2 separate regions of the Homo sapiens genome follow, and region 1 is linked to region 2. Evidence: chromatin contacts called from ENCODE Hi-C or POLR2A ChIA-PET data. All regions are on one chromosome and are shown on one strand. Each heading gives the region's core, a stretch centred on a gene start or an enhancer-like site at or near the end of the contact. The rest is flanking DNA. Distances are from core to core; before and after follow the strand shown.

Evidence for each region. Hi-C counts contacts between places; a loop is a spot of excess contacts on that map. ChIA-PET counts read pairs that join two places held with the same protein, here RNA polymerase II (POLR2A). Pooled maps may share reads with other maps.
Region 1: a pooled map shows a loop between it and region 2 (9-fold over the local background). The contact joins two enhancer-like sites. A Hi-C loop is called at or near these places in 9 of 50 pooled maps. POLR2A ChIA-PET finds 5 or more read pairs at or near these places in 2 of 52 experiments (WTC11 and activated naive CD4-positive, alpha-beta T cell).

What each region holds. Positions count from the first base shown.
Region 1 is chrX:129,955,806-129,959,077 of GRCh38, reverse strand. No RefSeq gene overlaps it. Among named protein-coding and RNA genes, the nearest start is that of BCORL1, 25 kb to the left of the region's middle. Within about 2 kb of position 1,602, at least 24 of the 41 ENCODE cell types and tissues checked have a DNase peak (open chromatin) inside an H3K27ac peak, as active enhancers do.
Region 2 is chrX:130,058,623-130,061,967 of GRCh38, reverse strand. No RefSeq gene overlaps it. Among named protein-coding and RNA genes, the nearest start is that of ELF4, 50 kb to the left of the region's middle. RefSeq lists silencers at 1,070-1,139, 1,160-1,459, 1,480-1,739. Within about 2 kb of position 1,372, at least 23 of the 41 ENCODE cell types and tissues checked have a DNase peak (open chromatin) inside an H3K27ac peak, as active enhancers do.

The sequences.
Region 1 (3,272 bases), core at 353-2,852, 100 kb after region 2:
GTCGACACTTCAGATGTTTAGGTTTGGAGATTCAACTTTCAAAAGGCCATTTACTTGGCATCATGTAACATCTGTTCACTTTCCAAGGAGTGACACCCCGACTGTGGCATGATGGTATTTTGTGTATTTGTGTGTTTATGTGAACGTGAGAACATCTGTGGGCACATGTTTAAGTTGCATCACAGGATATTAGCGCTGAACGAGGTCCTGAAGGTCATCCTGTTGGATCCCCTTCCATTTCTAGTACATGTATTCAATATCTCTTTTGTAAGCAAGGATCTGTGCAGGGAGGTCTACAGATAAATAAGGCATAGTCTCTGCCCTCCAGGAGCTCCCCATCTATGGGGGAGAGAAACATGTCAACAAATAATTACAATACAATGTGATAATAGAGGTATAAATCCTAATCTATGGGAGCGCAGGGGAAAGCCCAATTAATTCTGCCTGGGAATGTCTGTGATGGCCATGACAGTCTCACTTTACAATCATTACATTCATTCTACAGCCAATGAGTTTTCATCTACAGTTTTCCACCTCCAAAATATTCTTCCTAGTTCTTCACTCCCCACCACCTCCTCTCAGCAAATCTAGGAAGATGCAATGAGTCGACTACATCAAGGAGAACTTGGAAACCTCTAGTGAGCGGGAAGGGAAAAGTCCCTGGCTGGGAGTGTGAAGCTATAGAATGAGTATGTCCACCCAAACGGCTAGTCTGCACAAGCCGAAAAGGATTGGCCAGATGGCATACTGGGATCAAAATGGCCCACTGGGATCAACCATGACCCACACTCCTTTCAGCTACTGGCCAGCGAGAGGCTCGTGTGGGGACAGTTGAGGTTGCTTGGGTCAGTGGTTTAGCTAACGCTGAGGTAGGGTGGGGACTGAGAGGGAAGCCAAGGGAAGTGAGAGTCCACTCCTTCCTGCCTGGCCAAAGGGGTGTGCGAATGGAGATCACTTTCAACAGGGCATGCCCTTTGTGTTCTCTGCACTAGGAATGGGGCTCCCTTGCCCGGTGCCCCTGGTGAGCAGCAGCGCAGGTCTGTGAGATAGTGCTGAGGGTAATGGGGCAGCCTAAGTCAATGTGGAGGGCAGATTAGAGCAAAGCTAACTGGCAGTGGGAAGGAGAGCCAGTAAGTCCGGACTCCGCCATAGGTTCTAACCACTGCCCTATCCGCCCAGGAATTGGCCGTGGGAGACAAATCTCCAGCCCCCCAACCTCCACCCCAATCTAGCGTCCTTCCCCCTCTCGGCGGGCAGAAGACAACGCCCCCTCGGGGACTACCACCCCACCAGGGCGGGAGCACTCCCTCCTCCTCCCACCCCTCGATCCATAAAGCCAGGAGATGCTACCGCGAAGGGAACCCTGGGAGTGTGCCTTGAATGACCCCCAAACACATCTGGATTTTCGGAGTTCAGGCCAGCCCCCGAAACGGACCCCAGGGAAGTCCGCCAGAGGGAGGGAGCGGGGGAAGGGAGAGGCAGCACGGAGTTCAGGGCCTGTCTTTTAGGACTCCCGGCCCCACGACTAGGACCGTCCCAAACTTCCTGTTTCTTCCGGCCGCTCTGACCCCGGGGCTGCGGCTCCGAGATAGCTCAGGGCCTGGAAGTGCATGCTGGGTAAGCGCAGACGGACGGAGTAGGCGAGCTGCTCGCTGTCGCCGCGGCGCAGGGCCGGTGTGGGCGCGCGCGCTCGGCTTCCTTCCCCGGCGGTCACGCTTTGCATGTGGGATGGGCAGCGGGCAGGTGGCAAGGAGGCCCCCACGCCGAGGGCTCGGGGAGGAGCCGGGGCCTGGGCAGGGGCGGAGGGGGAGGGGGAGGAGGCGGCCCGAGGGGCGGGGGCGGGGGCCGGGAGTTGCTGCATTTTAAAGGGAAGCGGAGTTGCCTTCGTCGGAGGCCGAAGTTCGAGCCGGCCTCGCCGCGTCGAGTGCAGGAAATCCTGGAGGGGCAGCGCAGCCTGCTCGGCCCCCGGCCCAGACCCGAGCTCTCGCGCCCCGCTGAAGCCCCAGGGGATAGTTGAGGACGAGTAGAAGGAAGTCCTTCTTTACTCAGACTAGAGAAAACTTAAGGAAACTGTTAACCCCCTCCCCAAAGGGGGTCCAGGTTTGGGATTTTTTTTTTTAAGTGCAGGCAAATGCTCGACTCCAGGGAGAAACTAAAGCGATCCCAATCGTTGAGGGGTGCAGGTCGGAAAGGACAGCCCATTCCTCAGTACCTGGTCCTTAAGATCGGCTGCATAAGGTTGCGGGGGTGGGGGGGAGGTGGGGAGGGAACCCATTGCTGCTACTTAGCTCCCGCTTCAACGTTAGAGAGGAGAAGCTTTGGAAAGATGGTTAAATCCAGGAAGGTGGTTAAATCCGAATAGAGGTTTAACCCCTACCTTTTCCCGCACCTTCCTTTGGGGCCACACCCCTTGCGCGAAACCCCATCTCGCTTCCACTCCTTCCATCTCTCATTATTCCGTACTCTTCAGCTCTGCCACATGTTTGCGTTGTATCTTAAGGAAATTGGTCTTATGCCCTCGCATGGGGGTTGATGTTAGACATAGGACCAGGCGAGATGGGAGATAGAGCACACAGCACACTCGGGCCCACTTCAGAGATTACTGCCCCCATTCTGAAGATGAAAGAAACCGAGGCTGCCCAGAGAGCCCAATATTTTGCTGAGCTCACACAGGGAGTTAGGAATAGAGGTTTAAAACAGTTTGAGGCCAGGCGCGGTGGCTCACGCCTGTCATCACAACACTGGCAGGCGGAGGCGAGAGGATTGCTTGAGGCTAGGAGTTCGAGACTGCCCTGGCCAACATAGCAAGACCCTATCTAAAAAAAATGGTAACAAAACACAGCTTGGGAATGGGAGCAGGGTTGATGCTTAAGACTCAATTAAGCAACCGTGTCCCTCACCAAGTCTCTTCAGACCCCCACCCCACTAGCTGAGTGCTACTTTAGCAAGCCTCCATTATTCTCTCTGATGGCACACTGCCCTAGGGCTATTTGACTGTGTTTTCATCACCTGTGCTAGATTAGGAGTACCTCAATGATGGAGATAGGGTCTCAATATTTATCATCTCACCTCAGTGTCTACTAAAGTGCCCGGCACATAGAAGACAATAAATGTTTCTTTGTTGAATGATAGAAATTAGGAATCCAGACTTCCAGCCATTTTCTTTTCTCCTTCCTTCCTTCTTTCCTTCCTTCCTCCTCTCTTTCTTTCTTTCTTTTCCTTTTTTTCTTTCTTGTCTTTCCTTTCTTGTCTTTTTCTTTCTTTCTTTCCAC
Region 2 (3,345 bases), core at 123-2,622:
TATTTTGAACATCCTCTACCCCTAAAGCAACTTCCCTGTCCAGTTTCTTTCCTACTCCAAGTGTGAAACTAGCTAAACCAATTAACCTGTGCTGATACAGTTATGGGAGAGGGCTAGAGGAGAACCTCAGGAGACAGGTTCATTTTAACCAGAGTCATGTGGCAGTAAGTCTCTGCCTTTTCTTGGTTTAATGGAGTCAGGAGTCAAGAGATGACCCTCATCTCCCAGCAGCTGATATGTTACTCCCTCCTCTGGGTTCCCACAGCACTTTGTTTTCTTTATTTTTTTGAGATAGAGTCTCCCTCCGTTGCCCAGGCTGGAGCGCAGTGGTGCGATCTTGGGTCACTGCAGCCTCTGCCTCCCGAGTTCAAGCGGTTCTCCTGCCTCAGCCTCCCAAGTAGCTGTGACTACAGCTGCGTGCCACCACGCCCGGCTAATTTTTGTATTTTTAGTAGAGAACGGGTTTCACCATGTTAGCCAGGCTGGTCTCGAACTCTTGACCTCAAGTGATCCGCCCACCTCAGCCTCCCAAGGTGCTGGGATTACAGCCCTGAGCCACCTCACAGCACTTTGTAAATACCTCTTATGGTAGCACTTAGCACAGTACAGTTCTTTAATTACGTGTTTATGTAGGGTTCCCCGCCAATAGGCTGTGAGCTCCTCAAGGACAGGGACTGTGTGTTAGTCACTGATATATCCCTAGTGCCTAGCACACAGTAGGTTCTTAATAAATGCTTATTGAAAGAAGGAACTGGTCCTGATTTTAATTCTGAGACTTCTGCCCTATGCTATGGCAGGCAAGAGGAGAGGGAGGAGGACAATCCACACTTGGGAGCTAAGGCAGCTTTCTGCCCGCTCCTATAACACTGCAGGCGGCTACTTCCTTTGCCCCTGGAGTGTTAACAGACATCCCCGGATCACAGGGTCCATGAGGAGCCCAGGGCTGCTTGCCAGCTGTGCGTTGCTGTCACCAGGTGCCACGTGCAACTCCCGAACTCCCGCCCTTTGCTGCTGCCCGCTTCCAGGGACTGCCTCGCCACTATTTCCTCACCCCTGGGTGGGGCTGTGCGGTGGAAGTGTCAGCTCCGGTGGGTGGGGCGGGACAAGAAGTTATTCTGACGGTCACAGGCCTTTCTGATCCCATCTTGTACTCCAAAAGAGGCAGTTGCCTCCAGCTCTGAAGCCGCTGGACCTGGGGTGAGTGAGCTCCTTCCCCTCCCAGACTGAGGTCCCAGCCTCCGAGAACTTCGGGCCCCGGCGCGCCGGACGTGGAGGCCGACGTCCAGCAGGTGGCGCTGTCGAGCCAGCGATGGCGGGAGAGTGGCCCGGCGGGGCCCGGGAAGGGAGGGGCAGCCAGGGTTGGGCCTACCGTCCCTGGCGGAGGCGGCCGCGGCCGCGGCTGGCGTCTTCCGGTCCCCCGATCTTGCCCCTGCGCCTGCAACTGTCCCCGGATGGTTCTGGCCGCCACCAAAGCCCTCCGCTGCTCCGGAGCTTCGAACTTTCCCCTCGACCCCAGCCCCCTTCACTTTCCAGGGGGAATTTAGCCGGCCGCCGAATGCGCTCCCCCATTGGCCAGCCGCGCTCTGGCCCCGCCCCCGGCGCCCCCTCCCTCAGCCTCGCGGACCAGCAGGTGAGCACGCGGAGTCGCAGTCACCCGGCCTGCCCTCCCCTCCCCTCGCGCGCCGCCGCCTTCTACCGTGAAGCGGGAGAGCGATCGAGGCGCCCCAGACAGCCGTTTGCTAGCGGAGGGACCTGACCGTCCGCCGCACGAGCCCGGCTCCCAAGGACCGGCGCGGGGCCTAAAGACGTCGCCCCCAGAGGCCGGACGCTGCGGCTCGGCCGACCCCCGCGCGGTGGCAGCCGGAGCGCTAGGGAAACGAGTGGAGCCCCGGCCCGGATCCTGCTGCGGGATCCAGAAGGCCCGAGCACTTCGCGTCCCCCTGCCCAGCAGTTGAGCAGACGCCCCTGGGGCGGACCCCACCCTTCCCAAACACACACACACTGGTCTTTGCATGGGCAGGACACAGTTAAACACCCACCAGGCCTCCCGGTTATTGGGTTAGAGTATGGACCGAGCAGGAGTTTACTGCCCCATTCACCACCGCCCCCAACCCCACCTACCCCAAATAGGGATGCGGAGACTATCCCTCCTCCCACCAAGACTTGAACAGAGCCTCTCTTTCAAGCCCAAAGAGCGTTCTGATAAGACCCTCATTAACCATAGGTTCGTGAGCTCGGCATGAAGGAGGAACTAATTTTGGCTAAACAGATCTTTATGGTCCTCAGTGTGATGCTCTGTCAGTAGGTGGGTACATTGGCCTCCATTTGGCTGATGGAGCAATTAAGGCTGGGAAAGATTAGGTTCTCGCCCAAGGTCAGCCTAGGTAGTTAGGAGTGGTGCTGGCTCTTTCCTCTACACCATACTAAAAGGACTGGGAGATCATTTAATAAGAGGCCACCAAGCCATCCTCACCCCAATCCTGACCGGGGATGTAGATTTAATGCCACGGCCCATACTTCCTGCCTTGATCTTTCCAACCTGGCAGAAGGGCAGTGGGACTCCAGGTAAGCCGTGGGCAAAGAACCCCAAAAGCAATAAAACAATCTGCTGTTTGGTTTTGCTTTTAACTCCCCTTGTATCCAAGCCTTTGCTCAGATTGTCCTCTCAGTTCAAACACTCTTCCCTGCCACCTCTAATTCCTGCATTTCTACTTTTTAAAGTATCAACTAGGCATCACCTCTTCTAGGATGTGTTCCCAGGGCCCTTGCCCATGCTTCTGAGCTCCCATAGCATCCTGGGACTAGTTGAATTCTTATACTCACCACATGGCTTTATAACCTATCAACATGTCAGATTTCTTGACTTAACTGCAAGTTCCAAGCACAGGATCGACCTGAATTCAGAACCACTGTGGGCTTGTTTGGGAATCTGACAAAGGTGGCTATTGCATAGGGCCTTGGGATCAGAAAGTGGGGAGAGGACGGCCAATGAGGAAGATTAATGCTATGGTTCAAAGAGGATGATGCTTGGACCTGGGTCGAGCCAAGCTTCTGAGGCTTGAGCAAAGACAGCAGCTTAGAGTTCACTCCTGAGGACGGCTGGACTCCAGCCAGCCAGACGCACAGATCCCTTCGCCTCTACACTCTCTAACAGGGCTCTCCAGACTCGAAAGCCACAGTGAGAAGCCCTAAGAGAATAGAGCTTCAAAGGGCCTCATCCCAGGCCTCTCGAACATCCTCTTCCTCTCAGTCACTGGTGCATTCTGGAACCAGCAATCACAAGAATCATAGCTTCTACCACTGTTTTTCAGAAGTGGGAGGAAAAACTGCAAAATCCAGGATGGG